Linked DNA regions of Mus musculus: all the other regions are linked to region 3. The links are chromatin loops, found by intact Hi-C in ENCODE. Cell type or tissue: gastrocnemius. All regions are shown on one strand.

The links. A loop is a pair of places that touch in the nucleus more often than their neighbours do. Peaks named below come from ENCODE experiments on the same cell type or tissue, not always from the same donor. Only the 100,000 strongest peaks of a DNase experiment are listed, where the experiment ranks them.
Region 1: it touches region 3 in a loop (2.5-fold over the local background); 4 of 42 quality-filtered maps call a loop at or near these places.
Region 2: a loop joins it to region 3, with 2.4 times the contacts of the local background. A loop is called at or near these places in 3 of 42 quality-filtered maps.

Annotation. Positions count from the first base shown.
Region 1 is chr2:25,651,748-25,659,747 of GRCm38, reverse strand. Lcn8 (lipocalin 8) reads right to left here and starts at 6,630. Exons shown (of 7, transcript NM_033145.1): 1 at 6,516-6,630; 2 at 5,457-5,587; 3 at 4,933-5,003; 4 at 4,529-4,633; 5 at 4,360-4,449; 6 at 4,241-4,266; 7 at 3,531-3,645. The coding sequence starts at 6,608. The coding sequence ends at 3,634. It overlaps Lcn5 (lipocalin 5), which reads right to left and starts at 1,796. Exons shown (of 7, transcript NM_007947.3): 1 at 1,651-1,796; 2 at 1,294-1,430. The coding sequence starts at 1,767. In gastrocnemius, no CTCF peak of the experiment used is centred here; DNase peaks (open chromatin) are centred at 2,302, 2,834 and 3,359; H3K4me3 peaks cover 1,487 bases; H3K27ac peaks cover 2,699 bases.
Region 2 is chr2:25,636,020-25,644,019 of GRCm38, reverse strand. It overlaps Gm35630 (a long non-coding RNA gene), which reads right to left. Exons shown (of 4, transcript XR_866052.2): 2 at 7,587-7,680; 3 at 4,949-5,099; 4 at 3,759-3,958. Among named protein-coding and RNA genes, the nearest start is that of Lcn15, 4.1 kb to the left of the region's middle. In gastrocnemius, a CTCF peak has its summit at 3,909 (motif pointing left); a DNase peak (open chromatin) is centred at 3,929.
Region 3 is chr2:25,702,808-25,710,807 of GRCm38, reverse strand. It overlaps Obp2a (odorant binding protein 2A), which reads right to left. Exons shown (of 7, transcript NM_153558.1): 7 at 7,482-7,645. It overlaps Bmyc (brain expressed myelocytomatosis oncogene), which reads right to left and starts at 3,929. Exons shown (of 1, transcript NM_023326.2): 1 at 3,087-3,929. The coding sequence starts at 3,882. The coding sequence ends at 3,370. In gastrocnemius, CTCF peaks have their summits at 2,526 (motif pointing right) and 4,102; DNase peaks (open chromatin) are centred at 2,234, 2,492, 3,501 and 4,041; H3K4me3 peaks cover 2,493 bases; H3K27ac peaks cover 2,550 bases.

The DNA.
Region 1 (8,000 bases), 51 kb after region 3:
AAGATAGGAGACTACTAGCCATCTGCCTGAGGGTGCAGGGTGGGTGATGCAGGAGTCCAGACACCAGCCACATATGGTTGAGCCTAATGTCTTCTGAGCCTATGACCCCAGAGAACAGGACCCCTACCCAGTGGCTACCCAGGGAGATGATGGAGCTGGAGTAAGAAGAAATGGCCATGGAAATGCCCCCCCGTGATTCCACCTGAGCATTCACTTACTAGTGCTGAGAATTGGCACGTGTATACAGTGTCACACTCGTGTCTGAAGAACACAGTCTGAGGTACAGGAGCAAACACACCTAAGAGACCCACTCAGTGACACTGAGGGACACACTGACATGAATAAGCCATCCAGGAGCATGGAAACACACATCTGAGGGACAAACTTCCTAAAGTGAAGAGATACACGTTGGGGGAGTTACTGAGGGACACACTTCGTGGTAGAGGGACATACATATGTAGGAGCATGCTGAGGAGCAAAGACATATATGTGATGTCCATAGTCTCTGAGTAACAGAGTCACACACAGCTGAAGAACACAATATTGAGGTGAAGAGACATGCTTAGGTCTGAAGGACACATATTCTGAGAGTCAGGGACATACTCTGATATAAGCATATTCATCTTGTAGGACACACATTAAGATGACAGGATACACATCTAAAGGTACACACTCTGAGGACCATGGTAATATACATATGATGACACACTTCTTGGGGATCAAGGACATGCATGACCGAGGGAAGCAAGGTCATACATCCGAGGGCCACTCTGGGATGAAAGTACACACTTTAAAGGGACCTTCTGAGACCATGTCTTTGCGGAAGAATCTGGCTTCAACTTGTGGAACCGGAAGGTGTCTCCTGGCCAATCGATATATGTGAACTTTGGCAGGGATGGATTGCGTACCAAGATGAGGAGATAACACGGGTCAACCTTGCCTCCCTTCTCAGACCTTGACATCTGTCTGTCAGAAGCTGACATATCTCATGACCCTGGAGCTAGGAAACTGGACCTTAAGGCTGTCTGGTCAGCTACTCGCTTTACTCAGAGTCCAGGATGACAGGGGGAAGGCCATAGAGTTGTAGGCCAGCCCCTAAACTGACTTGGTAGACAATGAAACATCCACAATGCCAAAGATGTCTGGCCTCATCTGAAACGGTTGCCTCCCCATCCCCCTCTATTGCTGAAGCTGCAGCACAGATGTACACAGAGGTATCTCTGGGGAAAGCCCAGATCACTGTACAGACTGCCCCAACTTCCCTCTATGGCCATAGATAAAGCCTTAACTCACTTGTAATAGGTGGTGGTCAGAGCCAGAAGGTTCTCTTTCAGCTCAACCACCATGGCTCCCATCTTCTCCTCCTTGTGTGCCAAGCCGTATGCACCCATCTTGGAGGCAAGGGCAATTTCATACCAGAAGCCTAAAAACTAGGGGATAGGGAGTAGAGAAAGGAACTACCCAAGTGTACCATCATCCAGGACCTGAGACCCTGGGGGCCATTCTCTGCCCCTCCTTTCCAAGGGATGCAACAGTCTAGAAAGATCTAGTAGTAAAGGGTTCTACATGGTAGAGTACTGAAAGTTGACTCTGGGCAGGAGCCAACCCCCATAGAAAGCACTGAGCCTGGCCCACCGTAACTGTGACTACCTTGTTTACGTCGAAGTCCTTCACCACTGCAGCCTCTGTGCCAGCTGCCAGCCCCACACACAGTCCCAGCAAGGTGAAGAGCATGATGCTCTCCATATGCCTAGCAACTGAGCACATGGGTTCAGCTCCCCACCAGAAGCCATAGCTTTTGGCTCAGAGCCTCTGGACTTTATATCCTTCCCTGTGGATGCTTGGAATCTGCATAGAAGGTTCTCATAGGTGGGTTGGAAGCACACTGTAAACCAGTCAAGTGGATCACCCACCTGCTAGATAGTGGGACCCTAGGGGACTGCCTCCAGGAGACACAGATCTTGCCTCTGGGTGTCCACTCATGTATGCATCTATCCATCCACTCAGTAATTGAGCCTATTCTTTCCAGATGTGTGGGTGACAGAGCAGGTTCCACCAAGGCTCCTTGGCAGGCTTTGGTCATAGGCACAGGGGCACAACTCTGTCAGCTGTAGCAGGTGATCCAGGCATCAGAGGCCTGGAGATGGCGGGGGCAGGACTGAGGGCACTAGAGCCATTCGTGGTTGAATCTGTGCAGTTCTGTGTTCAGCAGACTGAGACTCTTAAGGAGTGGGCCAGAACATCATAATCCCTCCAGCCCTGTGACTGTCTTTCTAGTACTTTGAAGAAGCCATGGCAGTTAGCCAAGGGCACCAGATGATCAACCAACATGCCCGGGCTGAAGCCAGCACTGCTGCCCCGGCATTATCTTTACCCACAAAGTTGTCTTTATGGACAGAGACCACAATTTCCAGCTTCCAGGTGAAGAGCTGAGCATATAGGGCCAAGCCACCTGTGCAGGCTCAACAGCAAAGAGACAGCCTCTTGTTATATCAACCCTTAGGTATAGCTCAGGCCCTGATCCTTCAGGGCACAGATAAGGATAGAGGGATATTGTCAACTACAGCCAGTGTTCAAATTATAAGGAGAGGGAGAGAGGAGCCAGGGAGAAGGCATGAAGAACAGTTAAGAACTATAAAAATTATTCAGGGCTATAAAAGTGTAGAAATGGATATGTACTGTACACAGAAGTGGTGGCCCATTGGATTCTCTGGTAACCCAGCTAATGGGCCGATGCACCCTTTTTCTCCCTGACAGAAGCCAGTGTTCCCAGCTCTTGAAACCAGTCAACCAGCTATTTTGAGGGAGCCCAGATCAAGTCAGGCAACCACTGGGACTGTGCCCAGGCTCCTCTCCATCTCAGCCAGCCCCAGATGAGCAGCCAAGTCTCGAGTCCTCCCTGCAAACCTCAAAAGAATGTTGGGTCTGTTCAGAACTGAGCTGTCTTGATGCTGATAATCTCATGCTAGAATTTGTGATTTGGAAGTGATCCCTGAAGGCCAATGAAGCAAGCTCTGGAACTTCTGGCACCAGGAGTTTTGTGCGGCCGCTGTATGACCAGCAGTAAGGATCTGTACTCTTAGAAAGTCTCTGTGCAAAAAAAAAAAAAAAAAAAAGCCTCCTGTGTTTTGATCAAATAAACAAATCCTTCAGGATCTTGCTAACTGTATGCTGCCACACCTATCCTCCAAGATTCACACAGCAACCACTGCAAAACCTTTGCCATCTGCCCACCAAGCTCCAGACTGCTCTCATTTTTGCTTGTAGCATCCTGGGGTGCCACCAGCACTTATGAGCAGGAGGGACACTGTCACAGAGTGAGAAGGGGAGACACTGGAGTCCATTGCCCCATGAGTGGGCCAGGGCAGGGTGGAGTAGGACCTTTCCACATGGGAGACTAGGACTGGCTGCCCCGTGTGTGAGGCACATTCACAATCATTCTCAGAAAATGCAGGGCTGTTCCCTCCACCTGGGCCACAGAAACATCCCATCGCCCCCCTTCCTGCCCCCAGGAAAAACGCCGGGCAGCATTTGGCAGCAGAATTTATTTGGAGCAGATACAGAGGTTCTTCGGGCAGGAGCAGGAGAGGCCAGGTAGATGGGGCTGCAGCCACAGGCCTGGGCAGGAGCTACTCAGACCAGTCCCTGCGGGCAGAACAGCAGAGCTCAAGGCTGTGCATGGCCTCCAGGGACCCTGAAGCACTGGTCAAGTGTCACAAGCCAGGTGCCTGGCACTTCAGCTGCCTAGCTTGGCAAAGCACTGGCTCTCTGAGCCTTGAAGTCTCTTTCTGCAAAATGGGTTATAGTGCCAACCTCTGATGCATGGGCTGTGACGGTGAGGTTGAATAGGTTATAGTTAGCATGGTGCCAGACATAGGAAACCCCAAGAGATCTAACAGAGCTGAACACCCCATCCCACCGTCAGGACATGAAGGGTCAGAGCTGGCCCAGAACCCTGCACAGTCTTGCTGCACAGAACAATACAAACAAGGGACCTCTCTCTGCTAACCTAGTTCTGTCCCACACCCAAGAGCCCAGCACGATAACTTGGGTCACATAGCAGATTGCTCTTTCCAAAGACTACAAAACAGATGGATCTGAAGCTGCCAGCTGGGGCTGTTGGTTGTCTTGGTCAGAGAAGGGATGGATGAACCCTCCTCTCCAGGATCAGGATTTAGTAGTACCAGCAGGGGCTTCTTGGGAGCCGAACTGCAGTGTAGACCAAGGGTAGTGGACTCACCTCTTTCAAGAGCTCAGCACACCTCCCTGCATGATGGAACAGCATTAGTAGAGTCAGGAGGGCATCAGACCCCATCACAGGAGCCTGGTACAGCATCCTCCCCAAGATGCTATACTCACCATGTCGGGCCAACATGTAAAGGCCTTGGTCTGCTGTCATTTCCCGGAACAGCCAGAAGCCTGGCTCATCCTCGTTCTCAAGGCTCCGAGCTGTGGGGCACAACAGAGTGGGGCTGGCAGCCTGAAGGAAGGTAGTCGCAGGGCAGAGCCCAGCCCAGGCGGAACTTACTGAAGTACTTGAGCACATGGAAGTTTCTACCCTGCCAGAGCAGGGTCAACTTCAGGATGGTGTAGCGCTCATAGTCCGTGTCCAGCACGTGGATCTCCCTGTTACCTTCAGGAGTGGCAGTGGCAGGGTTAAGGAGGCTTGCTCAGACCTGAACACTCCAGGGAGCTGACCTTGAAGGCTGGATTTGCAGAATCTAACTCCTTTCTATTTCTGCCTAGTGCTGGGACCTGCCTGTGACATCTGAGAAGACAAATTCTGAAGATCAACTCAGTACACTAGTAGAGATGAGGGGGCTGGAGTCCAGGGCCTGAGAATCCTTGGAAGGGCACAGGAAGCGAGGCCAGGGGGAGATGTCCAGGCTCAGACAGCAGCTGCAACTTCAGCAACAAGGCAACAGTACTTACCAGGAAAAGCAAATTCCCCCACAGTGTCTCTTTCTGAACCCAGTGAACTTTCTGTCACACAACTTCCTGAGCTGAAAAGCATCATAGTGCTTGTTAAGAACCTGCCAGCCTGCATTCCACCTTCTGGGCACATTCCTGAGTGCTGCACACATTCAAAAAGGATGCTGTCAAGCTCATGACCATGCAGGAGTCTAGGGTCTATGCAGAAGGGGCCATGCATGGGACAGGGCTGCCCCAGCCTCTCTCCTTCAGAGAGTCAGGCAACTACTACTACCCACTCTCCCTTATAAAGCAATAGGGCTTTATCTAAAGTCTTTGCTTACATTTTGGTAGAAAGGCAGATCTAAGAGCCTAAGATCTAGCTTTCTCTGGAGTTGGAAGACCCAAGCAGATAGACATGGAAAAGGCTAGCCCACATACTGATGATCCCACCATTATAAGAGGTATAGCCTTGTCTAATTTCAACTACATATATGGCTCTTCCTTCCCAGCAGGCCACATCCCTAGTGACCCAAGTCTCTTACCTGTTGTACACGGCTTTCACAGTGACATTCCCCCCACTGAAGGTGAGGAACAAGCCCTCTACCCTCCTTTGAGCCTTCAGCACCAGTTTTTGGTCAGAAGCAACAGCCACTTCCTTCCAGAATCCTGCAATCTAGAGAACAGAACTAGAGATATCCCTGGCTTTGCTCAGCCAAGCTGAACTGGGTCTCCAGCCCCTGGGCTGGAGAGGGTGTTTCAGGGACGCTCGGGCAGCAGTTGGATGGGCTTGAGGGGCAATCCATAGTCGTGAGACTGGAAGCCACTTATTCTCGGCCGAGTTTTCCTTCCCAGGGGAAATGTCCCTTCCAGAAGACACTGACACAATGTTCACTCCTGGTTTGCCAGGAGACCTTTCCAGCAAGGGTGTGGGGAGCAAGCATCCAGGCTTACAGCTTTCATACTGAATGAAGCATGGTTCTACTAATCTCAGCCTCCCCAGGATCATGATCTCCTGCAGTGGCAATGTTCTCAGAGCACAGGACATCACCTGAAACTTTTAGAAACTCATTACTGTTACAAGAGACAATAATCTGTATCCCCCAAAACCTGACCCCTCTGACGTTACAGTGTGAGTCTGGAAGTCTCAGGAAGAATGGGGGATTGGGGCATAGAAGGAAGAATTCAAGCAACAAGCTGCCTGCCCTGGAGAAGTCCTCTTCTGGCTCCACAGTGCACAGGGATAGGGTCTTAGGAACCCTATGAACCAGGAAGCAGGAAGGGACCCCAAATTTGTAAATCACCAAGGACCCTTGAAGTGACCAGCTTGTGGACAGCAACTCCGCCTCAAGACAGGTGGAACATGAGAGAACTCAGAGAGGGGAGAGATCCACAGACCTCAGAGGTCTACTAGGGACTCACACTGCCTGCTGTCTTAGGGATGGAGGCCCCAAGAGTAGGTCTGGCCCCTGACAGCTAGGCTGCAACCAACAGGAGTTAGATGGAAGGGAAGAGAGACTTCAATGGTTGTACACTCTGCTCCCTCCCTGTCCAACTTTCCATTAAGCCCCAGTAGGGCTTCGAAGCCAAGAAGAAAGAGGCACCTTCTCTGGTACAAGCTCCACCCTGGTAGACTCAGCTTGTAGCAGGAACACCAGGAAGAATCCGCAGACATTGCTCAGCAGCCTAGCTTCCATCTCAGGGCCTGGCTTGTGGCTTCTGTTTATGCAAGGTGGGAGCTTATATTTGGAGAGTGTGCAAGCATGTGCAACCACTTAGAGAATGTCATTGGACAAAGCTGGCTGTCAGCTGCTCAGAGACTCAGCTTCTGCTCAAATGCTATCAACCCCCATCCAGAGAGGTGTAGGACCAAGCTAAGATGACAGTTAAGCTGCCTCCATCCTAGCATGTGGACAGTGATGAACTATGCAGTAAGACTGCACCAACCAAGTCCAGCCCCACGCTCTGAGCTATGAACTGGACAAGCTATTTATCTCAGTTTCTCCATTTGTAACAATAAGCTTAAAACAATAACAAAATATTGAACTGAACAAGGAGGCCTGAGTCTCCAACCAGGAACCTTATACCTTATACCTTGCAGCATTCTGCATTCCCTCCATTCTGTGTGTGTATATTTTTTTATATAGTATCTCTATCTGTGTGGTGTGTTATATATGTTTGTATGTGGTATCTGTGTATGTGTGTGTTATATATGTTTGTGGTATTTGTGTGTGGTATGTATGTTTGTATGTGGTGTTTGTGTGTGGTGTGTATGTTTGTGGTATTTGTGTGTCTGTGTGTCTCTGTGTATATAGTGTTCATGTCTTTGTTCTTGGTTGGGGAAAGCATACAAATAGTCACATGGATGTGGAAGCCAGAGTTCAACCTCAGGTGTTGTTCCTTTAGTACAAGTCACTTTGTGTTTTCATTTGTTTTGCTTCATTAGTTAGTTAGTTAGTTAGTTAGTTAGTTAGCTAGCTAGCTAGCTAGCTAGTTAGTTAGTTTATTGATTGGTTGGTCAATTGGCTGGTTACTTATTTTTTGAGACAGAGTTTCTTACTAACCTGAAGCGTGCTGAGTAGTCTAGGCTGCCTAGCCAGTGAGCCCCAGAGATCCCACTATCTCTGTCTGTCCAGCACTCACCATGTGATTTCAAATACACACCACCATGCCTGGCTTTTATATGGGTTCTGAAGAAAGTACTTTACCAGCTGAGCTATCTTCCCAGCCCCAACGACAAGGTTTTTCACACCTCTCAGAAACAAACAAACACCTCTCAGACCACAGAGAATTTTTTTAAGGCAGACAACTTTTATCTTTAAAATCAACTTTATTTGTGATTGATACTAAAACAAAGTCTCCCATTCGCTAGGAAAATAAAAAAACTAAAAATATTAGTTTTTCTCACAATTGTCTATTTCCTCCAAATAAAAAGGAAAGAAACAGGATAAACAGGGACCATGAAGCACCCTGAATGCAAAGCCCTCCCTGACTGACACCCCCAAAATGACTTAGTCACCTTGTGACCCAAATCTCTAACCTCCAACTTGTGTAGCAGAGAAATAGGTCTTGAGTGTCCCAGGGCACCC
Region 2 (8,000 bases), 67 kb after region 3:
TCACAGCAGAGTTGCCCACAAATGGCCTGTGCCTGGGTCTAAAGCTTCCCTTGACTAGTTTCAGCTGAAGCTGGGTCCGTCCCAACCTGGGCACAGCGGTAGGCCTAGTACCTTCTGGGTTGCAGTAAGACCCCAGCCGTACTTGAGCTCAGAAGCTTGAGCCTCAGAAAGGACTGGGATCCAGCTCAGCGGGACTAGCCCCATCCCTACACCTGCTCGCCAGCCCTGGTACCCAAGTCACCCAGCCCCAGTGGCACCGGCTTTATAGACCTACACAACCCTGGGTTTGGTTTTGGGGGATGAGAAGAAGGCACCTTCGAAACTCAGGTCACAGAGATGGCAAAGGCTCTCTCACATGGTCAGGACATAGATCCCACACACCTCTGTCCATCTGCTAGCCTGTCTAGATACAGGGAGATGCTGGGAAACAGGCAGGCTTGGGTTTGCCCTGGCAGTACTACCATGCTTACCACTAGGATATTGGGTCCACTTACCACTATCTGATCCTCCCTGCCTCTCTCTCATATCCAACTTTGAGCTGGGATCACTTCTGGGCTTGTTTCTAGGCCTCATCCTGGGGCACAGCTTGTACCAGCACAGCTCTGAGACAGCCCTGAGGCAGCCTCCCTCCAGTTACCACCAGCTGGGTCTCCTACAAGCAGGAGGGGCTGGGCAGCACTTAAAGTGGACTATGGTAACAATGGCTACCTTATCACTAGTTTCAGAAGTGTGCATGTGGAAATGGACATCAGGGAGGCACAGGACTGGTGAAGGCCAGAACCAGGAAAGGTCTAAGTGACCTTTGTCACCACAGAGTACCTATGGACCCTGGCCTCCAAGCACACCACCCAGAACCCTCTAATCAGAATTCAGGGTCCATTAGAGAGACCAGATCCATAAGTCATCCAGGGCACTGCAGACAAAGCATTGGATCAGAGAAAGACCCTCGGTGACCCTAAGAGATGGAGGAACAAGGCCAAGGGCTTGACACTTCTGAGACATTTCATGTGTCACCAATGTCACAGGACGGAGCAGATAAAGCCTTCCAGGAAAAGATAACCAAGGGACTGAAGTCAGACACTATGACGAACTCTGGAGATTCAATAATAAAAAGCAAGCCAACAGCATGTCATCAAAAAAGGTAAAAGATCTGAGGGCTGAGGAGGGCTCAGTCAGTAAAGTGCTTGCCACATAAGCATGCGGACCTGATATGGATCCCCAGGGTCCACATGGGAAACTGGACACAGCAGTGAGGGTCTATAGTCCTAGCACCAGAAAGGCAGAAGCAGGTGGGTCCTGGAACTCCGTGGTTAGCCAACCAAGGCACATTAGTGAGCTCCAGAGTCAACGAGAGATCCGACCTCAAAAAACAAGGTGGGGAGACCCAACCTTAACCCCTGGGCTCTGCATGCACACACATACAAATGCATGTGTACATACATAAATATGTGCACACACGTAATGTATACACAATACATTCACATGCATGTGTGCCAAAGAGTTGAAAAGACCTTCCACTGAAAAAGATATCCAGACTGGAAATGATCAGAGGACAAGATGCCGATTGTCAATCATCAGAGACATAGAAGTATACATCGGTTTGAGAGCCAGATGTGCATATATCAGAATGGTTAAAGCTTTCTAAGACATGCCCAGTACTGGTGAAGATGAGGAAAGTGGGACCCCCTCCCATGCTGCCGAGGAGAGCAAGATGGTCACATTCAGAAAACATGCCATGAGAACCCCCTAAGTCCAAAAGCAGCACTCCCAGAGAGTTTACCAAAAAGAAATAAGAATTTAGGTTTACAACAAACCAACGTACACTGCCTATTAACAATCCCTAGAAGTAGAACAGCTGGATGCCCTCCACAGCGACCACACTGTAGTTCATCCCTGTGGCAGAAGCTGCTCAAAACTAAATGTAGGGAGCCTTGCAATGTGTCAACATATCAATGTGGCAAACGTGGCAGCATGGACACCTGTCTTAGTCAGGGTTTCTGTTCCTGTACTAACATCATGACCAAGAAGCAAGTTGGGAAGGAAAGGATTTATTCAGTTTACACTTCCATGTTGCTGTTCATCACCAAAGGAAGTCAGAACTGGAATTCAAGCAGGTCAGGAACCAGAAGTTGATGCAGAGGCCATGGAGGGATGCTGCTTACTGGCTTGCTTCCCCTGGCTTGCTCAGCTTGCTCTCTTATAGAACCCAAGACTACCATCCCAGGGATGGCACCACCCACAGTGAGCCCTCCCACTCTTGATCACTAATTGAGAAAATGCCTTACAGCAGAGCTCATGGAGGGATTTCCTCAAGGGAAGCTCCTTTCTCTGTGATAACTCCAGCTGTGTCAAGTTGACACATAAAACCTGCCATCACACCATCTCAAATGACTCTACTGAGGGAAAGGAGCCACTTTGAGAAGTCTGCAGTTGCCTTTTCCTTTTGTATGACATTCTAGAATAGGCCAAGCCACAGGGACTGAACATGGCTTGCTGATGTCAAGGGTTGGAGAGAGAAGTGTGAGGAAGCTCTTGGGGGGGGGGGGCTGTTGGGAGCCTGAGAGCTGGAGGTGGGAGCTGTTGGGAGCCTGAGAGCAGTGCCTCCATGACCCTATCCATATCTCTGGACCCAGGTAGGCAAATCCTACTGTCTGTAAATTCTGTCTCAGTGTTTGCAAAGCAAGTGAAATCATTTCCTTGTGTGCCATTTCACCTGGAGGTTTCCCACAGCTGCAACCTGACAAAAGCAACTTCAGGAAGGAGAGAGGGCGCATGTGACTCACAGTGCAGGGTTGGGTCTGTCATGGCTTCAGGAGCTTAAAGCATCTGGAAGGTGAGCAATAAATTCACTCTAGATGCACTCTGTATAATTTCTCTGTCTCTGTCTCTCTCTGTGTCCCCACACACACATACCACAGACCTAAAAATGAATTTTCATGATCCCAGTCCCTAATTCATGATCTGACATGTGAAGAGTATGAATGACAGATAGATAGATAGATAGATAGATAGATAGATAGATGATAGATGGATGGATAGATAGATGATAGATGGATGGATGGATAGATAGATAGATGATAGATAGATAGATAGATAGATAGATTATAGATGGATGGATAGATAGATTGATTGATAGATAGATTGCCTACTGTTGCTGTTGCTGAAGTCTAGGGTCTCTAGCACAGTAGCGCTTGCTGCTGACAGGACACATGTGGCAGCAACATCTTCCTTGTCCTTCGGAGCAGATGATGTTCCAGACCCCGACCACTAGCCCTGCCAGTCAGAACCCCTGCACCCTCTTCTTGGTGTCCAGAACAGGTCATGACAGGACCTCCAATATATACTATGGCTCATCTCCTCAGTGAAGAGCTGAACAAGCCACCTTTCTCCACAGAAGGTCAGCAGGCAGGGCTCAGGACCAGAGGGTGGAGACACTTGGACCTGAAGAGCCTCAGCAAGTGTTTTCTGTAAAATAGCCTCTGGGTTGACAGCAAAGGACTGTATTACTTAGGTGTAGACAACAGATTGACGGTGATTTTATGGGTGCACAAAGTCTTATCCCCAGACCCACTGGGAACAGGTCCACGTGGGACTGGGCAGTAACCTGAACTATAAGAACTTAGGCCATGGACTACCCCAGTCGGGTATGGGGGTTCCTGGGACGAGGGTCCTCGAAAGCTGAATGGGTAAGAATTCAGCGGTAACAAACAGAAACAAACACAGAGGCAGTTTGAATCTGAGTGTATTTTGCAGCTCTCAATCAAGGGTTTTTATACATAAACAAACAATTATTACTGTAAGACTCTGTTGAGCTTTAGCTTACCAGGGATACCGTGAGTGAACCAGAATCAATGCAAAAAGCAAGAGGAATTTATTGTTCCAATGCACTGGGGTCTCCCAGACCTGAATGTGAGGCAGCGACCCCTGGTGGCCTGTTGGCGAGTTTTTATGTGGTTTCCTAAGGGCAGAATAAAGAAAGCATCAGCAACTAGTCACAATGATTGGTGGAACAGTGCGCCCTTAAACTGACTGGTCTTTAGGGAATGAGGTGGCAAGGACTTCCCTTGTCTGAAGGTGGGCAATGGTCTGTCCTGCAGGTCGGTTTCCCGCCTCTGGTCTGAGGAATGTTAATTGGCCTCTCCCTTCTGGAGGGGCAAGTGTTCCATGACCTTCCCAAAGTTCCTGAGCTGACCTTTTCATTCCCCCCTTTTCTTTGTGCATGCTTCAATCTTGAAGCTCTTGTGGAGAGCTATGCAGCTCATATCCCTGGTCCTCTGTGCTTAGCTCTTGATATCTTTGTCTCAGGACCATCAACTGTGCTGCACCTATACAAGCTTCAATAAAAGCAACTAAGCAATTTAGAATGTAAGGGCCAAAAGTCAGAAGCAGAGACAAAATGATCAGGGGTCCTAACAACGCAGAAATCAAGGTAGTAAACCAGGGGGAGGAGTTAAGCCAAGACTCGAACCAGCCCAGACTCTGTTCTCTCTCTCATCTGCTTGGCTAACTCCTCTCTCACCTTGGCCATTGAATCTTTAACAACCCCCAGAATGGTCTCCAGTATGTGCTTCCTGATGTTTCACACCCCCAGGTAGCACAGAAGAAATGGTGGCCCCCCCCCAACACTGATGGGCCTGCTGCTGGCTTCTCTCATCTTGGAGGCACACATATATGGTGGTTTCTCTATGGGCACTTTTCAACTTTGGGTGTCTGCACCCTAAGCCCACCTTCCAAGGCCACTTCTGAGACACAGTTTAGATTTACAAGTTCCTTGCCCCCCCCCCACACACACACACACATTCAGGCAATCCCTCCTCCTGTGTCTCCAGGGCAATGACACCCCAGAAGTCAAGGCCCACTGCTAAATCACAGAGATCAAAGACAGGATACAACCACCAGATACAACACAGGTTGTGGACTAAGCTACATCCCCAGTGGCTGAGAGTACCTGCCAAGTCACTTTGGTAGGGTCGTGGGAGTTTCTGAGGCACAGCACTGGAAGATACACCATAGCCATCTTGTGGTTTCTCTGGCCTTGCAGAAGGGGGTTGCTCCGGTATCTGGCTGCTATCCAGTTGGCATCAGGTGCAGCTACTAATCTGACATGAGTTACATGAACCCAGGAAGTTACTCCATCCACTTCAATGGAGATCGGGGTAGTCAACAACACCAGGAATGGTCCTTTTCACTTTGCTTCTAAGCTTTCAGCATGATTTCTCTTAACATATACCCAGTCTACAACTTGGTAATCGTGTGGAAACTCTGGGGTACCTGCATTATACAGGACACTAAGTTTAGGCCACAATTCCTGGTGGCTGATCTGGAAAGCTTGCAATCAAGTCATGAGATCCTTGTCAGCCTGAAAAGTCACTCTGGGGTGGGTCAAGAGTCGGGGTCAAGGGAGTGGGTGTCCCATGCAGGATCTCAAAAGGGGTCACTTAATATGATAGGGGGTGCTTAGGGTTAAGGGGAGGGGCACCAACCAATCTGAGCCAGTCTCCAAGGTCAATTTAGCCAACGTCTCTTTTAGGGTTCTGTTCATTCTCTCTATCTGCCCTGAGCTCTGGGGACAGTACACACAATGGGGCTTACAATTAGTCCCCAATATCTCTACCAATCCCTGATTTACCTTAAGAGACAAAATCAGGACCATTGTCCAATCCAATTACCTTGGGCACTCCGAACCTCTGGATAATTTCTTCTAATATCTTCTTAGCTACCACAGTAGCTGTTTCCTGCTTGGTGGGGAATGTCTCAACCCATCCAGGGAAACCATCCACAAACACTAGAAGGTATTTGTAACCATATTTTCCTGTCTTAACCTCTGTAAAATCGACCTCCCAATAAACTCTAGGCCGCTCTCCCCTAGGTCTTTTGCCCTGTTTACTCTTGGCTGCATAAGCATTTATTTGCTGGCATACCTTACACTGTTCTATTATTTCTCTGGCCCAGAACGTGAGTTCCATTATATACTTTAGATCCCTTAACTGTCTGGACAAGCTTTTTATCCCCTAAATAAGTCCATCGGTGTGCATTTGGCCTAGTAAGTCTTTTGCTTGTTTTCTGAGGAGTATAGTTCTCCCTTCTTGTGTGCGCTATTGTCCTACCTTCTCTTGGTAATAGTTGGTAGAGTGGCTAGCAATCTGAGTCCTTTCTTTCTTCTTCTATATATTTTAAGTGAAGCCATCTCTTAGTCCAGTACCACTTCTCAACAGGTGTTTCTTGCAGGCCCATAAACAGGATAGGTTCCCAGTCACTTGATCTGCCTGGTTATTGCCCCGGGACACTGAGTTTCTTCCCTTCTGACATCTTGGGCAATGAATAATAGTCACAGTTGCTTGGCTTCATCAGATCCAAGATTTCCTGCTTGTTTCTTTCCCCTCTGATGTGAGCAGTTCTCTCTCTTGGCATATAGCCCTGTGGATGTGGGCTGTGGCAAGGGCATATCTGCTATGCGCGTGGATGTTGATTTTCTTGCTGGCTCTAAGTTCCATGGCCTTAGTGAGGACAATTAGCTCCACTTTCTGCCAGGGGGTAGAGGTTCTGCCCAGATGACATTTGTACAGTTCACCACAGCAGCACCTGCTTGTCTCTGACCCTCATAGAACAAACTGCTCCTGTCTATAAACCAGGTAGCCTTGGCTTACAGCAGGGGTCAGTCTGAGAGGTCTCTCCTTTTGGGCCAGCAGGAAGTGTATCTTGGCCCCCATTTTGGAGAGTGTGTCTCTCCCCAACAGAGTGTAGGGACATTCTGGGGCTGCCCTAAATGAATGGGATACCCGGCCCATTCTAGGTCCACTGTTCTTCGGGTAGTCCATGAATATATTTTGGTGCCAGTGGCTTCTTGGACCCAAGATCTCTTCTTGGAATCGGGCCATCAGCTTGGAGGTCCAAGTGTTGAGCCCCTGTGTCCACCAAGAATGGAGTGGATTTTCCCTCCACTCGCAGAGTTACCCTGGGTTCAGGGAGGGGTTCTAAACCCTGTCTCTCCTAATCACTGTCTTCACCCAGGGCTAAGACCTTAGCCTTTTGGGATGCGCTTTCCCCAAGGCCTGGGACTTCCTGCTCCTGGCTTCCATTTGTTAAGGCACTCTCAAGCCAGTGGCCTCTCTCCTTGCAGTATGCGCACCGGTCCTTTTCAAGGGTTTTTTGTCTCTCTGTGGTTGGAGTCTCTCTTCTCTGCTTTCCCTAACTACTGTAGCACGGGCTCTCTGTAGATTGCTTCCCTGTCGCTTTTCTTTCTTTCTCTTTCTCTGCTCCTTTTCTTTCTCTGTTTCCTATAATGGTAGAATTTCTCAGCAACCTGCACTAAATCTCTCAACAGCTTATCCTGTCTTTCTAGCCTCTGAATATTTTTCCTGATATCTCTCCTAGCCTGGTCTATAAAATCCATTGCCACAGTAGCTTTATGTTCTTTGCTGCTGGAGCCATAGGGTGTCATTGGCAAACTGCCTCCATGAGCCACTCTAGAAAGGCTACAGGTGACTCATCTGGTCTCTGCTTAACCTCACATACCTTGGTCAAATTTGTGGGTCATCATGCAGCCCCCTTGAGACCTGCCAGTGGAGCCTTCAGGTGCCCCTTACCTTTTGCCATATTAAAGTCCTAGTCAGAGGAAGCCTGCTGTCCATGACAGCCTGGTCAATCGATGGTGCCCCCATGTCTCTGGCTTCTGGCCTCCTGCATGATAAATAAAACAGTCTCAAAGAGATTAACAAGCCCTTTGGAAAAGGGGTGGGATGGACCTTCCAGTTGTACAAGTCGGCCAAAGAGAATGGCCAATATTGCATAGCCTGATTGCCCTTTTCCAGAGGACCCAGTGGGAGCCACCGTGGTATCAGGGGAGTTGGCTCTCAGGTCTCCTCCCATTCCTCCCTCCAGTGAAGGGGGGTACGATGGCCTCTGTCTCGTATGGGCTGAGGATCCCAGAACTGGTACTGGTACTGGCAGGGCCATGGGGCCTAGGGTAGGGAGATTTGGAGAAAGAGGGTCTTGGAGTA
Region 3 (8,000 bases):
GCCCTGTAGTTACAGTGAGGGTGTGGCCAGCACACCTGAATGGAATCTCAGCTCTTCCACCCACAACTGCTTAGGTGACTTTGAGCTCCGGGGGCTTGTGTCCTGTGATCATTCTGTCTAATTCTGTGAAGCCATTCATAACTCCAGCTTTTCTGGCTCCAGGGAGAACCTGTAGCAACACAGAGGTCATCTCTCTCCTGTGGGAAAAAAATCCTCTTCTCTGGCACCTCTTCTCCCTCTCCTCAAACCCCCTCCATGCTCCCCACCCCCTTCCTCACATCCTCTTCCTCTCCTTCCCCCTCTCCCAGCCTTTCCCATCAAAGGAAACAGTTTGTGAGCAGCAAGTTCAAAGATGGTTGGATAATACCACTGGACACCAAGATCTGAAGGACAGTGGAAGAGTCTTAGTTGTCACAGCTCAGACAGGATTTGACTTTCAGAGAGCCTCACAAAGGCCCAGATGTTTGTGTCTACCTACATGCTGTGTGTTGAGACCTCAGTTCAAGGAGATGGGATTCAGCGGGGGGGGGGGGGGGGGGGGGGGATGGGGGGGTTGGGGTCTTTCAGAGGTGCAGGTCTCATAGTGTAATTGATAGTTTGAAGGGAGCAGAGGGGACTAGGGTTCTTCCCTTCTACCATGTAAAGATCCAGTGGTTCATCTGAGAGCCAGGAAGTGGGACCTCAGCAAACATCAAACTGCCAGCTCCTTGTCCTTGGGCTCCTCTGGCTCAGAAACTGTGAAATCAATTTCTGATTGTGAGCCACACAATCTGTGTGATTTTGTTCTCAGAGCCAAGTTAAACTCTGAGCAGGCACTCCCAGAGTGCCCAGCTGAAGGCCCTCAGCCAGAGGCTCACAGGGCACAAGAACAAAACAGGCGACCTAATTACTGATGGGCAACATGGAAAACTTTCACAAATGGCTGAGTAACAACGACTACAATTCTTTGGCATGGTCAAAACCTAATCCAGAACTTGCAGTTAAAGGAAGGCTAACAAGGTGACTGCATGGGCCCTGGTGAAGAAGAGTCAGGATAAGAAAAAATCTATTTAGAGAGCTGCTCTCACAGAGAAAGAGAGGACCTGTTAGACACTCAGGAAGACAGTGACAGGACAGCTGGGAATGTGTAGAAACAGATGCCATTCAACAGAAGGAAGCAAGCTGAAGGGACTCTAGCCAGCCCATGCATGGTGAGTGTGACTGTGGCCGGCCTTGCCCTCTCCCCCATTCCCTCTGCCCTGCTAAAAGCCATTATATTACATTCCTAAAGCTGGCCACTAAGACCCATTCCCTTACGTGACCACTTATTTGGCCTCCTTAGGCTGACTACTAAGATCCAGCGATCAAAGTATTGAAATCCAGCTATCAAAGCCCACTTTGGGCACCCTGGTTAACATACCTAAATAAAATCATTTACCTTATCCTAACATTGAGTTTCCCATTTTACCTTTACAAATCACCATTTGCCTTTGTGCCACATCTGTCCCTTCTCTATCAAGAAGCAGCCCTTTGCCATCATCTCCCATGGGTCCCCATCTCCTGCAGCCCCGGGACAAGCATCCCTCCTCCTCTCCCTTGTTCTTTTCCCTGCTTCTCTCTCATCCTCTAGCTCTTGGCTTTGTCTCTTACTCCCTGCCTTGTTCCTCTGGGGCAAATCAATCCCCTTTGTGCTGAGAACTTGCTCTTGGGGTGTCTTGAGCCAATCCTAGTCCTTTTCCATAGTCAAGCCAAGCTCCAGTATGGTGGCTATTCTAGAGGGAGGAGTCAGAACCTCAGGCAAAGGTCAGCAAGGTGGCCTTGTGCACAGAGCCTGGTTGGTCTATCCTCAAGTCAAGTCAAACCACAAATCCAGCTGTTGTTCTTGTTAGGAGCAGTCACTTTCCTAGCCAGGTGCTCCAGATGTGGAGAACAGTATCCCAGCTCTGAGGGCTGTGGCCAGGATCTCTGCTGAGAAGGAACCTCTTGTTTAAACCTGATCTAGCTCAGAGGCCAAGAACAGGGAACCATGGCAATTCAGAGACCTGCCACAGGGCTCCAGGGTGAGAGCCTGGGAGGCAGCTGTAGAGAATAGGGGACTGGTATTGAGAGCCCACAGACTCCCACTGGCAGGAAGCTGGGCTCTGCAGCGGAGGGCATGGGGGAATGGACCCCATCCTTGTTGCTTGCAGCTGACCTTATCAACTGAGAGGACTCTGCAGTTTGGCAGCACACAGCCTGGGCTGGCAAATGTGTCATTACTGAGCTTTGAGTGTCCCCCTGTGGGGTCTGAGTTCTCTGGAGCTGCAGTGGTCTGTCCTGAATCCCAGTCACAGACCCCACTTTAGCAGGCCTAGAAAGTAGGAAGACAGGTCCACACACCCGTCTCTGCACCATGACTGCTTGCCCTGCTCCCTACACACCTGGAAGACACTACCCTCATCTCAGCTAGAACTTCAGCTTCTCCTGGGTGAAGAAACTGAAGAAGCTCAGGAGGGGGAGGGGTAAGAGGGCTGCCCAGACTCAGACTGCAAAGTCAAGTGTGGCCAGCAGTGGGCCCTGGTACTTGCTCAAGCAAAGTACCTAATGATCACAGCTCTGCTGTTGACTTGGTTCTTGTAGGATCAGCAACAGCCTAAATTGTAAGAGACAGTCTCCACTTCAGGTGACCACCACACCACCTCCCCGCATACACCCAGCAGTGTCTAAAGACAGAGGAGCCAGAGAGGCGAGGCACCGGTACTCTGGAGGTTTTTTTTGTTTGTTTGTTTGTTTTTTCCTGCCTCTCCTGATTCACCTTTTTGCTATGCTTCAGTAGTACCTTTATTTTATTTTTAAAATTATATCAATTGTTTAAAACCCCTCAGTCTATCTAACTTTGTTTATGCATCTATCTCATCTTTTGTCTTTTCCTCTTTCTTTTTTCTTTTCCTTTTTGGTCACATAAAGTTCCCCTTTCTTACTTTTAGTCTACTTTTAGCAGTAGTATTGTCTGTAGCTCCTCGGTTCCTTATTTTGCTATGTTTCATAAAGCTGTTTTTTTTTTAAGCATGGGCTCAACATATTTCCGAATTACTTTGATTTTCTTTAAACAATAAAAAAGAATCAGCTTTTGAAAGGAAAATATACCTTTTTATATTTCATATCCTAAAATCTTGTATAACTGATAAGACGTTTTTATTGATGTTATTTACACTTAAGGGTCCAGCTGATGTTGGAAAATTGATATACTTTAAGATTCCTTTTTTAAACAAATACAAATCTGTTAAGGGGAGTGAGGAAGGGTGGCAAGCTTAAAAAAGAAAAGAGGGAGGGGAGGGTTCTCTTACGCCCAGGATTTGAGGCAGTTAACATGGCTGAAGCTTACAGTCCAAAGCCCCCCGTGCTGTGCGCTCAGGTGTTGCAGGTGCAGTCTGGAGGCGTAGCAGGCTCCACGTCGGCGGCCAGGCTCACGCCGGTGCCTTCTTTGCGCACAGCCTGGTAGGGGTCCAGCTTGGAGACCAGCTTGGCGGAGGCCGAGAAGCCATTCCACATACAGTCCTGCAGGATGATGTTCTTCACGAAGGTCTCGTCATCCGGGTCGCAGACGAAGCTCTGCTTCACCGCGTCTCCTCCTGGCAGCTCGGGCAGGTCTGCGATGGAGAAGCTATCACCGTCGTGGTCCCTGGGGGCGAAAGACACGGCGACCGCTTCGCAGGGAGGCGAGTAGAGCCCGGCGTGGCCCGGGGACGGGCGCGGCGTGGGCAGCAGCTCGAATTTCTTCCAGATGTCCTCGCTGGGCGCTGGCGGCTGCGGCGGCTGCTGGTGGTGCACGTCCTCCTCCTCATCGTCGCACATGAAGTATGGCTGCACCGAGTCATAGTCCAGGTCGCGGTTGCCGTTAGCGAGGCTCACGTGGAGGGGCATGGTCGCGGCGTTGCGTTTGGAGGCGACCCGGAGGGGTGCAGGGCTGCTGCGGAAACCTGGCGCGCTGCGCAGCAGCCCCGAACCACTCCCCTTCCCAGACCCTCACTTCCGACAATCCCGACAGTCCCTTCACCAGGCTCGGTCTCCGGCTGCAGCGGAGGGAGGAGGCGTCAGCTCGTCGCCAGACGCCACGCTCAAAGTATCGCGCCACCTTACGGAGAGGGGCTATAGGCGCTGCATCCTACGTGCACAGGATACATTTTCGTGGACGCAGATAACCTATTCTCCGCATACTCTCACTCATTTCCTGCTAGTGTCTACCTCTCCACCTCTCAGTCCTCTTCGTTCGCCCAGTGACTCTTCTACTTTCATGTCATTTGTAACACGTGTGATTTCATGTACCTATGAAATCGAGAACCCATGGATGAAAAAAGCAAAGATCTTGTCTCTCTGAGACTGACTTAATTCATTTAATATGATACTCTCCAATTCCATCCATTTCTTGCAAATGACACTCTTTGCTCTCATTTATGACTGAAAATGTTCCACTTCCACATACGAACCACATCTTTATTGTCCGTTCCTCTGACGATGGACACCTTGGTTCCGGAACAGCTATTGTGGAAATGTCCGTAATAAACCCGCGTTCAAGGATCTCTGTGGTGGCATACTTGCTTCGGGTCTTCAAGGGTTTTCTTAAAGCTACACTATTTTTTTTATTTATTTATATCATTTTAAGTGTATGAATGATTTGCCTGCATATATGTAAGTGCATCATCACCTACATGCCCAGTCCCCATGGAGACCCAAAGAGGAAGACTGATCCCCTGGAACTGTGTCAGGACAGTGTGAGCCTCTGTGTGAGTGCTGCGAACTAAGGCCCAGGACCTCTGGATCTCTGCGAGAGATCTTAACTACAGAGACCATCTCCAGCATCATCCCACACACCTGTAATGAGTATATGATGCTTGCATCTATGAATGGCTCCTGCAAATTTTCTAAAATGTAGATACAAATATGTGTGAGCTACACATTAAATTTAGGCATGAATTAAACTTCTAAAACACTTTATGATTAAATATTACATAATGCCAAGCAGTCAAGGCAGCTCATACATTGGAAGGCTGAGGCAGGAGGATTACCATGGCTGGGCTACATAGTAAGTTCCAGGATATCCTGGTCTACATAGTGAGAACTTGGCTCAAACAAACAAGAAAATCCATAACACAGAATTCTTTAAAAAAAATTAAAAGATCTAACCTATTTTCTCTTTTCTTTCCTTATTTTATATCAAATTTTTAGAAAGGAAAAATAATGATTTCAAGAACATTTCTGGTTTCTGGACAATATGTTGTTATAGATATTTGAGGTCTGTATTAAACTTCTAAGTGAGTGGGGCTGAAGGATAGCTCGCTGGTAGAGAGCCCTGGCTACTCTTCCAGAGGACCTCGGTTTGGTTTCCAGCACCCACATGTTCAAGAAGACCAACTTTAAAAAATAGTAACTTAATATTTTGTGTTTACTTTTAACTCTTCGGAGTTTTAATTTTTTAAATATTTTTAATGATTCATTTAGTCTTATTTTATACACATTGTTTTTTTGCCTGTGTGAACATGAGCTGGGGCTGGAGTTACAGACAATGCCAGGACTGGCCACGTAGATGCTAGGAGTAAAACCTGGCACCCCTGCAAGAGCAGCCAGCGCTTTTACCATTGAGCATCTCTCTACCCCAAAGAGTTTTAATTTGTTTGCTTGTTTGTTTGTTTGTTTGTGTTTCCAAGACAGTTCCACTTTGTAGCTGTGACTGTCCCAGATGTACAGGGCAGGCTGGCCTAAAACTCAGTGAACAGAGTGCCTCCCAAGTGCTAGGATTTTAATTTTAACAAGGAGTTATTTTTTAAAAATTTTGGCTGGAGCCTTTAATGTCTATCTTGAGATGTAAGTTGGGAGCCACCAAAACAGTACATACAGCTAAAACTAAGTAGCAACTGTCTTGTGAACACTGGAAATGTTTTATTCTTTACCTGACTGGGTACCAGCAGTGTTGGTCCATGACTGAGTACAAACACGGGCCATGCACAGCCTGGTCATTTGACTCGACCCCCAGGACCTTGTAAAATTGGAAAGAGAATTGCCTCTATAAAGCCCTGCCAGGACCTCCACACCTAGGCCGAGGCTTGTGCAAGACTGCATAAACACAAGTAGTGTAATAGCAACATTTTTAAGTGCCCTAGGCTCTATCTTGCTCTCTGCCCAGCCCCTAACATGTGAGCAGACCAACTGCAAAAGGTCAGAAGGGGCAAACAATCCTCAGTAAGCCAGAAGATGCTTGGTTGGTCAGTGAGGCCTTTGAAGTGACTGGGTTCAGAGTTCAAGAAGGAAGAAGTGGTCTCTTTTCCTGAAGCTCTCCTTCCAGCAGAAATTAAGCCCAAGGAGTTTCAGAGACGGCTCCCCTGCAGGGTAGCTGGCAGAAAGGCAAGACGCCTCTTCACTTCCTGTCCTGCTGGAATTCTGCTCATGCCTCCTGAGCACAGTCCTAGCTCCTGGGCTATCATGCCAAATCCAGGGTAGCATGCCTGAATCCTCAGTACCGACCCGGAGAGCAGGAAACGGGGTGGAGGACTGTCATGTGCTGTGGTGTCAACTCTGCATATTGAGGCTGGACTTAGAAGTCTTCCTCATGTTCTGATCGCAACAGAGAACAATATCAAGTATTTGAACTTGGGGCAGTTCTGGGGCCCACAGTTAAAGGCCATGCGTAGTCCCTGTCTGAAGCAAAAAGAGAACCTGGTATGTAGGATCCGGCTTGGCCCGGTCCTGCCTCCAAGTGTCCTGGACACCTCAGGCCCCACCTTAAAAACATCCAATAGCTCCCAGCAAGAACTGGGTCCAGATAGGAAAGGAATTCAGAAAGAACGATGAGTCACGTGGGAGTTAGAGCGGAGGCTCACCGAGCTGAAGGACACCAGCCTGAGTCTCTACAACCCTTCACAAAAGGTGACAAGCTGGACAGCCAGCCTCCACTGGGCTTTGCACTTTGAAGCTGTCACTGATTATATGGGGTAGGGGGCATCTGCTCCCTTACTGTGGCCCATCATGTCCCTGTTGGACAGAGAAAGCCCAAACCCTGATCCTTGGACAAACTGGGAGAGGGCTAGAATGGGGAACAGGGCTGGTGGATTCTGTAGCTGCTTCTGTCTTTCCCAGGGGATTGTGGAGGGGGAGATGTTGAAGAAACTAGCCACTCTTGTGCTACCCCTGTCACTGAGCTCAGCTCCTCAAAGCAGGGCCTTCCTCTCAGTGTTCAAGCAATTTGTTGGAACAGGGCCCCTGCAGTAACGTTCATACTCTCTGAAGCCCTGATGACTTCTCATTGTCTTGCCACCCCAGAGCATCTTTGACACTCCTGTCAGGGTCCAACCTGACAGCAAGTAGCTCGCCAGGTAGCTCCTAGGCACTTACATAGCCCTGCAGGATAGCCAGATGCCATACTCCTTGGGCACTGGTTCGGCAATAGCTCTGCAATTATTCCCATGTCTCTCTCCCAAAAGAACTCTTAGAGCCCACACAAAGCTCCTCACAGACATGCTGAGCCAGAGCACTGCTAAAGAGATTTATTTGGAGTCAGGGGAGAGGGGAGCAGGTACTGAGGTGGTGGTGGTGAAGCAGTGGGAAGTTTGGTCCAGGAGAGGTGTGGTGAAGGGATGTCCCAGCTTGGTGTTGGAAGCAAGGCTGGCTCAGCTGTTGCAGACCTGGGTAGCTGCTGTGGTAGAGAGAGAAGGAGAGATAAGCACCCTCCCTTTGCTTTTTTCAGAAGCAGCAGTCAGGGGAGGCATGGACAGGGATGGCACAGGGTAGATATGGGTCAGAGATCCTCTTTCCCATATTTCTGTGTGGTCCCTGCTGGGAGCTGGGGCCTGCTCCACTTCCATAAGTAGCCAGGTCTCAGCCTCCCTGGGGAAAAGCGAAAGGAAGAAGCAGGTAGAGTCCAGGGACTAGGAGAAACCATGACAAGAAGAACAGAATTCCTATACAACATGGGAACTATACAAAGGGCCACAGCCTGAGTGACCACACTTGTCTGTGTGGATAGGATGAGGTCCCTTATCCAGAGCCCA